2 separate regions of the Homo sapiens genome follow, and region 2 is linked to region 1. A link is a contact called in ENCODE Hi-C data. All regions are on one chromosome and are shown on one strand. Each heading gives the region's core, a stretch centred on a gene start or an enhancer-like site at or near the end of the contact. The rest is flanking DNA. Distances are from core to core; before and after follow the strand shown.

The links. A loop is a pair of places that touch in the nucleus more often than their neighbours do. Pooled maps may share reads with other maps.
Region 2: a pooled map of adrenal gland shows a loop between it and region 1 (2.6-fold over the local background). The contact joins two enhancer-like sites. A Hi-C loop is called at or near these places in 17 of 168 maps with a recorded cell type or tissue (A673, B cell, CD4-positive, alpha-beta T cell and 14 more), 34 of 37 single-sample maps with no recorded cell type and 23 of 50 pooled maps.

The regions. Positions count from the first base shown.
Region 1 is chr10:114,300,796-114,306,008 of GRCh38, forward strand. AFAP1L2 (actin filament associated protein 1 like 2) reads right to left here. Exons shown (of 19, transcript NM_001001936.3): 11 at 3,924-4,135; 12 at 1,544-1,689; 13 at 559-670. Among named protein-coding and RNA genes, the nearest start is that of VWA2, 64 kb to the left of the region's middle. RefSeq lists a silencer at 4,174-4,223. Within about 2 kb of position 3,281, at least 18 of the 41 ENCODE cell types and tissues checked have a DNase peak (open chromatin) inside an H3K27ac peak, as active enhancers do; they include thyroid gland, where a contact is called at or near this core.
Region 2 is chr10:114,711,178-114,716,390 of GRCh38, forward strand. It overlaps a transcript of ABLIM1 not described here. Among named protein-coding and RNA genes, the nearest start is that of ABLIM1, 56 kb to the left of the region's middle. RefSeq lists an enhancer at 587-1,086. Within about 2 kb of position 3,159, at least 11 of the 41 ENCODE cell types and tissues checked have a DNase peak (open chromatin) inside an H3K27ac peak, as active enhancers do; they include thyroid gland, where a contact is called at or near this core.

The DNA.
Region 1 (5,213 bases), core at 2,031-4,530:
TCCAAGAGATCTCCCTCCCTGCTGGGGGGGCCACTGGCTGAGTCCTAGATATGTCACTCGAGGTGGAAGACCCAGACAGAGCACTTAACTTCCCTGAACCTTATTTCCTCATCTGTAAAGAGGAAAAGAGCAGCATCTTCCCATAAGGTGGTTAGGATTCAAGGAGATCATCTGCAGGAGGTCCTCAGCTCAGCACAGGGTTCAGTGCCCAAAACGTGGAAGTTGCCATCGGTGTGATCATCCCACTCAACAACCGATTTGGACCTGGAAGCCTACTGGTACCTCCACTCCCAATCCCACCACCACACCCCTAGCCCTGACGAGAGGGGTTCACCGGTGTTTCATCTAGATAAGTCCCCAAGCCAAGCAAACTGCACAGCCTCACATATAGGAGACAGCCTTGTTGCACTTAGGTGTCTGCACTACTGGCCTGGTAGGTGACTCAGAACCCACTCATCTCATCTCAGGGATACTCTAATGATCTCTGGCATCCAGGTGTTGAGGTTGGTAGGAGGAGGGCCTGGAGAGGCCCAGGCCACTGCCTGGCCGGGTCCTTACCGCAGCTGTGAGCTCTGACAGGTCCACGTCGTCATACAGCTCCTCCTGGCGGTCCTGGCTAGGCAGGCCATCGATGTAAGTGTTGGGCTCTGAGAACTTTCTCTGCATCAGTCTGGAAACAGGGCGAGGTGGCACACATGAAGCAGCCGGGGCAGGGTGGTGAAAGCACCAGACTCCAAGGATTCCCAGTGAGGAGTGGTTGCCGTGAAAGTGGTGGCCACACAAGAGATCTGGGGGCTGACACTCACCTCCATGGATCTGAGGGCACCTCCTCCCTCTTTTCCCAGTGCCTTCTTCCTGAAATTCTTGGTTCGAGATTTTCCTCCCAGAAAGACAAGCTTCCCTTGCCCATACGCCTCGTCCTAGGATCCCTTTGCCATCTTCTCCCCCATTCCTCCCTTCTAGGATCTCCTTCCAGCAACCACAACAAAAAACCCCTTCTCATTTCATCTTCACAATACACTTGGGGTGGCGCAGGCCAGACACTATCCCCGTTTGGTCCATGAGAAAACTGATTCTGTTTCAGTGGCTCAGCCGGCTTCCACGAGACTGGCTCTACCACCCTGACCAGAGAACGCCCTCTCCCTCAGCCCTAGTTTGCTCATCTGGAAACAGAAGCACCACCCCCTGACCTGCTTTTCTCCAGGGTGTGCTGGAGACCCAGTGAGGGATTCACCAGAAGGACAAGTAGGAGGTCAGGAAAGGTGACAGCTCTGCCTGGAGGAGCTGGAGAGTCTAACTGCCTCTGAGGATGCCAAAGCTGCCCCCGGGGCCCGAAGCCTGGCTCGGCTCCTTGCTCTTAGCTCAGCTCCTGGCTCTTGGCCGGGCCTCCCTGAGGGCTACTCCTTGGCTTCACATTTTCCTGCTGCTGGGCAGAGTGGGGTGGGACCCTGTGCTCCCTGCTGCCCCTGACTCTGGCTGACCCAGGGCCTACAGCATGGCCAGGAATAAGAGAGTGTACGGAGGAAGGGTCCAAATTACTCACAAGAGAGAGTTTTTGGCCGCACTCACAATACAGGAGACCCTATCGGCATCCACATAGTCGTAGGTGAACTCTTCTGGGTCTGTCTTGGAGCCTGACTCAGAGAGCAGGAGACCCAGCCAGTGGCCCATTTCCTCGGAAGACTTGGCCTGGAACGAGGCCAAGAGAGACATAAGCAGGGCCAGGCAGTGCTGCCTGGTGCCAGCCCCTCCCCACCAGGCCATGACCGTACCCCTACCCCTGAGCCTGCCCACGAAAGCCTCTGTAACAGCCCGGGGCTGTGCTTCTCCTGTTCACCAGCCTATCCCACCCCCCAGTGGCCCCAGATAATATTTCCTGTCGTCAGTGACATCTTGATGCCACCTCAATAATGCTGTGGACTTTTGTCCCAAGGGCCATATGAGATGTATATACATTGTGTTTCTAGGAGGTGAAAACTTATCACCAGGTGGTCACTATTAAAAACTGTTAGTGACCACCTGTTAATTAATAGTTTTTAAAATGATTAAAAAATTGTATGTCTTTTAAGTTGACACTTGTATTTTATGAACAATGCATGTCATTCCCCCAATCCCATATACAACAAGACTTCCTGGATCCCCAAGAAATAACAACATTCAAATTTATTTTGTTCATGGCTTCAGTAAAGTCGGGACATCTTTTAAATACCTTACACTAGCTCAGCTGCTAAATCATCATCAAAATCCCAGTGAATTTGGTATTTTTTTTTCCAGGGGACAATGCATTCTAATCAAATGCATCCATTGGGTACCTCAATTAAAATGTCCACACTGTTTCTTACCTTTATAATGAGAAAAAACTGCCCATTTAATCAAAGCTATAGGTTTATTTTGATGAGGAAAATCAGCCCCCTTTGGTATAACCCATAGCTCCATCACGTTTGCTGCTACATTCTCTTCATCAAAGAGGCCGTGATGAGCAGAATTTGACATTTAGTTGGTTTCCTTTTCCCAGTTTTTTTTTATTTTAAAGACAGAATCTTGTTCTGTCGCCCAGGCTGGAGTGCAGCGGTGGGATCTTGGCTCACTGTAGCCTCTGCCTCCCGGCTTCAAGCAATTCTCCTGTGTCAGCCTCCCAAGTAGCTGGGACTACAGGCGCCCACCACCACACCCAGCTAATTTTTGTATTTTAGTAGAGACAGGGTTTCACCATGTTGGCCAGGCTGGTTTCAAACTCCTGACCTCGGGTGATCCACCTGCCTCAGCCTCCCAAAGTGCTGGGGTTACAGGCGTGGGCCATCATGCCCGGCCCCCACTTAGTTTCAACTGGATTCTAAATACAGCTTTTCATGGGCCTCCCCTAGTCCAGGCTGCGTCTCTGCCCTGGACAGCTGCGACAGCTTCCTAGCAGGTCCCTTCTTGCCCCCTCCGATCCACTCCCACCCCAGTAGCTGGAGGAAGCATCTCAAAACCCCGATCTGAGCTTGCCGCCCTCCCCTGAAAGCCATCAGGGCTCCGTTGCTCCTAGGATCAAGCCCTGTCCCTCCCGCTCCAGCCTGTCACCCAGACCCCAGTACAAGTCTATAGCACCCTCCCCACTTCTTTCCAGCCATTGTAGCCCAGCGATTGGCTGGGTAATTTGCTGAATAACATCACACTCCCAAACTAGGATGTAAGTGCCACAAGGACGGAGTCCATATTGCTCTTGTCCACCATATTCCTGTGCTGAGAAGATGTCTGTTGATGGGGAACCTCTGAATGGATGAATATAAGCTACAAGCTGGACCCTGGGAAGCAATTGCGATGTGGGTCTTTCAGCCACCAGAGGGCAGGATTGGAGCAAAGTTTGGATGAGGACCTCCACATCAAAGACTAAGTGAACGGACATTCACGGGCAAGTGTGTGCTTCCATGCGTGGAAGGGACTCGGTCTCCGCCTGCCGCAGCTTGCAAAGCGTTATGTCACTTCTTATTTTTGTAAACGTAACATCACATCAAAGGGAGGATGGGGAGCGAGAGGAATGTAATTGTATCACAAAGCGAATTTTTTCCCCCAGATAAGCTCTAACAGTGTGGTTTTTACGTACTGGGCCTAGAGGCTCTCCCAGCTGGTGATACCCAAACAAAACAACACCCACTTTGAATCCCCAGCAGCTTTTCCAGTAGCTCAGAGAACTAAAAATACTCCTTCTGCCCTAAGTGCAGGAAGTAGCGCATGGTTCCACTCTTATAACGCAACTACTCTGAGGTCAGAAAAGGAATGGAAATTTTTAAAAATGCAAACAATCTCAGGCAAACGAAGTAAAAATAACACGCGGGGACATTGATTCTCCCTTAGTAGCATTACAGTCCTGGAGACTGGCAGCAAACAGCCACCACCGCCACACCCTGGCTGGCCCTGCTCCCCCTGCAGGCCGGCGGTACCTCAAGCTTGGCCAGCTCCTCGCCCTTGTGGAGGATGCGGAAGGAGTAGAGGTGGTCGGGGCTGGGGTCTGGGACCACCTCGCAGCCCACCAGGCTGAGGGGTTGCTGGGCCACCTTGCTCCGGTTCCGGTCCTGGTAGAAGTGCAGGTGATTGTCCCTGACAGAGCACCAGCGAGACTTCCACTGGCTGTTCACCAGCACGTTCAGGTAACCTGCAGGAGGAAGTGCAGATGCAGGAGGGGACAGGGCTGCAGGAGGGGACGCAGATGCAGGAGGGGGCGGGGCTTCGGGAGGGCACACAGATGCAGGAGGGGGCGGGGCTGCGGGAGGGGAAGCGGATGCGGATGCAAGAGGGGACTGGGCTCCAGGAGGGGACGCAGATGCAGGAGGGGACCGGGCTGCAGGAGGGGACGCAGATGCAGGAGGGGACTGGGCTGCAGGAGGGGACTGGGCTGCAGGAGGGGACGCAGATGAAGGAGGGGGCGGGGCTGCGGGAGGGCATGCAGATAAAGGAGGGGGCGGGGCTGCGGGAGGAGACGTGGATGTGGGAGGGCACGCGGATGCAGGAGGGGATGCGGACGCAGGAGGGGACGGAGCTGCAGGAGGGGTCGCGGATGCAGGAGGGGACTGGGCTGCAGGAGGGAGCGGGGCTGCAGGAGAGAGCGGGGCTGCAGGAGGGGACGGCGCTGCAGAAGGAGATGCAGATGCAGGAGGGGACGCAGATGCAGGAGGGGACGCAGGTGCAGGAGGGGACGCAGATGCAGGAGGGGACGGGGCTGCAGGAGGAGATGCAGGAGGGGGTGCAGGTACAGGAGGGGTTGGGGCTGCAGGAGGGGACACAGATGCAGGAGGGGGCGCAGATGCAGGAGGCGACGGGGCTGCAGAAGGAGATGCAGATGCAGGAGGGGATGCAGATGCAGGAGGAGATGCAGATGCAGGAGGGGATGCAGGTGCAGGAGGGGACGGGGCTGCAGGAGGGAGCGGGGCTGGAGGGGACGGGGCTACAGGAGGAGATGCAGATGCAGGAGGGGGTGCACGTACAGGACTGGTCGGGGCTGCAGGAGGGGACGCAGATGCAGGAGGCGTCGGGGCTGCAGGAGGGGAGGCAGATCCAGGAGGGGACGCGGGTGCAGGAGGGGACGCGGGTGCAGGAGGGGGCGCAGGGGCAGGAGGGGACGCGGGTGCAGGAGGGGACACAGGTGCAGGAGGGGACGGGGCTGCAGGAGGAGATGCAGATGCAGGGGGGGTGCAGGTACAGGAGGGGTCGGGGCTGCAGGAGGGGACGCAGAT
Region 2 (5,213 bases), core at 1,909-4,408, 410 kb after region 1:
CGTAAGGAACGGAATGGCTTCTGCTTTCCAGGCTCCCATTAGAAATTGTGTTTCACTAGGGGTTTGCATCATTTTCTTTTGCCATTTGTCTGCAGTCATCCCACTTCAACTTACCAAGAGCCCTCCTGTTGCTATACAATGGCTTTTATAGGGTACTGGGTATGTCTCAGAGCCTCTTCATCCATAACCTTCCCTTGTCTTTTGATGTTCAGTTTCCATGGTGACAGTGTTAAGACCATTGAGAAGCCAACTGTAAAGCTTATGATAGACCCAAATCTCACAGTCACAGACACCACTCTAACACCAGGCGTGCCAGCCCCCACGCTAAACCTGCATATCAGCCAGAGTCTTGGCAGGTGACAGATGTTACAATCAAACTGGAGAACTTGAAAAAGGTTTAACAAAGGGGATATTTACAAAGGTGTGGTCAGGGTTCAGGTAAACCCACAAGGGGCATGCACTACCCTGAGCCAGCAACAGTGGGGAGCTGTTGCTTACCCCTAGGCCTAAAGAGGCAAGGGGTGGAGTCGATGCTAGAACCTGAAGTGAGTAGCTGAGTGGAGAGGGAGGGGGGCTTGTCAGGACCTGTGGCCTTTCATAGACAGACAACCAACAGTGACCTGGTAGAGAAGGAGTCCAGGGAATAAATACCCCAACCACACTCTCCTCCCACCCTCAGATATCCTGCTAAGTGCCCCCCGCACCAACTGGGCCCAACTTGAAGCAGAAGTCAAGGGAGCCGTTGCTGTAGCCATCGGGGTTAGTCTCTAGGAGCACAGCAGGGCAAAGGGTGGAGAATGGAATCGGAGGAGCATGTGGAAAATATTCAGCATATCCTGCCTGGGGGTCTCCAGGGTGACAGGGAAAAGATTTTCATTACAAAGTACATTAATGGCTGGGCTCGGTGACTCACACCTGTAATCCCAGCACGTTGGGAGGCCAAGGTGGTTGGATCATTTGAGGTCTGGAGTTCAAGACCAGTCTGGCCAACATGGTGAAACCTGATCTCTACTGAAAATACAAAAATTAGCCAGGCATGGTGGTGGGCACCTGTAATCCTAGCTACTCGTGAGGCTGAGGCAGGAGAATCACTTGAACCCGGGAGGCAGGGGCTGCAATGAGCCGAGATCACGCCACTGCACTCCAGCCTGGGTGACAGAGCGAGACTCCGTCTCGAAAAAAAAAAAAAAAAAAAAAAAAGTACATGAATGCTATAATTAAAAGCCATAGTAGTTCCTTCATAAGACCTGAAAATTACAATATAGAGATAAAAGATGGTTTTCAAGCCAACATAATAAATGCATAAGAAGAAATTTAGGAACAAAAAAGACAACAGCCTATTATGGGCTACCCTCAGTTACATTAGCTGTATTTATCCAAGGTCACCTCCTATTTACCCAGCTCCCCGAAGCCATGCTGGCTTTCTTGGTTTGGTTTTCCTCTTCGTTGTCACCATATTGTGAGACATGCCTGCTAAGTGGATGGAAGAATTAGATGACAGTCTGAGGCTACTAGTGAAAACTTTCAGTGGTATATAGAACAACTCTGGTACAAAATGATCTATGACACGGGAATATTTGGAGTTTCTTCAAGTAATGTTGAACCTGCTCAGCAAAACTGTCAATGATTTTCTATAATTACTTCTTATTGATTACAAATAAAACCGTAGGGCAATGGATTGCCCCGACTTAGAGCTCCATCCATTAATGAAACACGCATCTTCATGGCCAGGCACAGTGGCTCACACATGTAGTCCTAGCTACTCAGGAGGACAAGATGGGAGGATCCCTTGAGCCCAGGAGTTCAAAGTTGCAGTAGCTATGATCATACTACTATACTCCAGCCTGACAGACAGAGCAAGACCCTGTCTCTTAAAAAAAGGAAAGAATATACATATTCTTGCCCGGTTATTTCTATAACATAGCTGGGCAGAATATGTTGATACGTGGTTCATGATTTAACAAGGAAGAGAGGAGCAGCTAAAGAGACATTATCCTGGTATGAGAAAATGCCTGGGAAGAAGGAATTCAATTGCTACTGTATTGTCCTCTTCCTAGAGCACATGGGTTATTTACCAAGGAAGCAGAAGAGCAGGAGGGAGGTCTTTGCTCTGGAACCAGGATAAATGGAATGGCAAAGATCCCACTTCTCATAAAATCCTTGCATTTAAGGGGAGCTATGTCCCTAAGAGACAGTGGAGCTGGGGTGGCAAATAGCATAGTTTTTAAGTTCACAGTAGTAAGATCCAACAATAAACTATACAACCCAGAGAAATCAAAACCAAGTGCAAGATGAAGAGAAAGGGAAAATCAAAAACAGGGATAGTCCGGAAGCTATCCCTCAGTGTTTTTCTTACCCAGTGAAGGGAATAAAAAGGCTTCTAACCTACCATTTCCTACCACTGGTATTTACTTAGAGAAAGCATAACATTTTCATTTGTGTTGGTCTTTTTTTAGTAGCACTAAAGAACTTTCAGGGAGTTACGGGCTGCTCCCCATTTCAATCAGCCAATTTCATTCAGTAGGATTGTTTCCCATCAGGAGGCAGCCTTAAAGAACACTTCACTCCTTTCGGTTACAGAATAATAAAAACAGTGAGGAATTCACATACATCTTTCTCTAAATGCAAACAATAGTAAGAGCTAAATATCACAGTTGTAGAGAACATCGTGCCTCCTCACTCAAAAAATTTACACAACAGATTGAATGGCAACGAAGAGGGAACCAAGTGAGACAAAAACGGGAAGCTGACTCCAACCCTGTCTGTGTTAACTGCATTCTGTACTGGGAAGGTGTTGAATTCACAGGGTCTACACACCAACCTGGACTTGAAAAATCATCTCCCAGAAATACCTAGAGAGAAACAGCCATGAAAATAATCAGTCCTCCCAAATATTTTACTTTGTAGAACATCCTTCCCAAAAGAACACTGTCTGAAGTGGCCCTTCTATGTTGTTTAGCCTGGAATTGAATGCCTTCTCTTCCTGTTTATTAATCGCAAGGCTGGAGCTGGTTTTTTAATTAACTTCATTTAGGTCATGAAATCATCCATTGGGGACCTCAGACTGAACATCTCATTTTACAGATGAGAAAACTAAAGTTCACAGAGGTTAAGTGACCTGCTGCAGATCAGGCAGCTAATCAAATTGAGAGCAGAGCACAGGTCTATGGACATGGAGTGTAGAGCTTTTTCAGCCATGGCACTCCTGGGTCACCAGCCAAACACAGCCATTTAAAAAGAGGCTGTCAACAAGCAGCGCTGAAAGAAGCCAGTGATCCTGACATCTTAAGTTGAAAGCCGCACTTGAGAAAGATTTGGGAACTCTGGGCATGTGATGCCATTGTGACTGAGGTTACCAACAGATTCCCACATCAGAGCTGGATGTGTCCAATATCCATGTGCTACCAATGCTGTGCTATTCTTCAGCCTGTAACCGGAGCAGGCAAACTCCACAGAGGAATGCAAAATGCCGTTTGTTTACCTTGGGATGATACATACACTCAGAAGGGTTGGTTTGGCTTGGTTTCAAGCAGGCTGCACGGAAGTCAATAGCAGATTATGGTATATAAACTACAGATTCAGAAAACTAAGAGAAAGCCTTTAGAAGACAATTATGCAGTTGCTGTAACAAGAAGTAAAGAAATTGACCCTACATATATTCTTATAATATATCTAGACGAGGGATTGTTATTTTTTTAAAAAATCAACTTCTGATTATCCCTCTCTGTCTCCCTTCTTCTCTCCCTTGTCCCATTCCATCTCCCTATTATGCCATGAAGGCAAGAGTGACTCCAATGTCAACTTCTAAGCACTCTCAAAGGAAGAAGGAGAGAAGGAAAGAAAAATAAAAGGAAGAAAAGTAAAACCCCCAAATCAAAGCAGAAAGTACATCTAAAATTTCAATAGGCTGAAAAGTTACTCATTTTTAATATAATATTATCCTTAATAAACTCACTAACTTTCATGTAAGTACAGAGTTTCTTCTTTGATGCAGGGAAAAAAGGCAAAAAGATTTCCCAGACAGGCTAAGGGCCAAAGGAATTAAAAGAGCGAGCCAAGAATGAAAATTCCAGTCATCTTAGTTGCTCTGCTTAGAGAATGTTACCCTTTCCTCCTAATTAGCTAGCCAAACACCATTAATTTTTACAAACACACCAAAGATCAGTATCCGAGCCCCTTCCTTCAATTCTTTCCAAGTAAAATCAGTTGCTAGAAAAGAACAAGCCTGGAAGTTTGGGAATCTCCTGCTCTTTCCTTAGTAAGAACCCATTTAGTGAAACCAAACAAAAACAAATTACACTTCTTAAAAGACACGTATTTCCTAAAAATGCCTCCTCCCTGATAAGCGATCCAGGCTAACGTTGCAGCTCAGATTACCCTCCCTTGGCACAGTGGGTAAAACTGCCTGGCTGCTCACACACAAAGTCAGGTCGCCAAGGAAAAGAAGGTGCAGAGGGAACCAGCAAGCAGTTCAAAGAGGTCAACAACGTTCTTCCTGACCTCAGCCCTCACCGTGACTTTTCCTTTTCATAAGAAACATACAGCAATATACTTAATACATAGAGCGTTTGGCTATTGAAAGTTAAAAATTGAAGTACATATATCTAAAAAAAAATTTCTTCTGAACACTGATTTTTCATTTGCAATCAAAGATTATACTTCCATTTGCAAGAATTATTTCATTTGCATAAGGAAAATGTTACTAGAAGTATACACAGAAATAAACCTAAAAAACATCAACATGTTATACACTGCCCTAGACATTTGTCCTAAGAGTTAGGGACACAGGTCAGCACAATCAGATTCCACTAGGCCATCGTAGGGATCCAGGTCGCAGAAATTCTGTCTGTCTCTACCTTCTCCCGCTATTTGCTAACCCAAACAATCAAGTGTTTCCACAAAATGGTATTGTGAGAATAGGGAAGGAAATCTCTCTGGCACTCTGAGAAACACACTTTCCACCCATCCCAAGAGCTGACATTATATGTCTCAGACAATGATCTGGAGTCCTCCAGGCCAGGGAAGTAACTATCCAATAAGAAGTGGAGAAAATACAGAAGCTTTTGTCATCATCTGGCATGTTCCTCCATATAAGGAAAATTCTATCTTTTGCGGCCAGTGTTTCTGCAGCTCTGGTTGCCACTCTTCTGCTATATTAGCTAAGTAAGGTAGGTAGATGCATGAGAGGTATAAGAGTTTTTCACAGTTAGTGT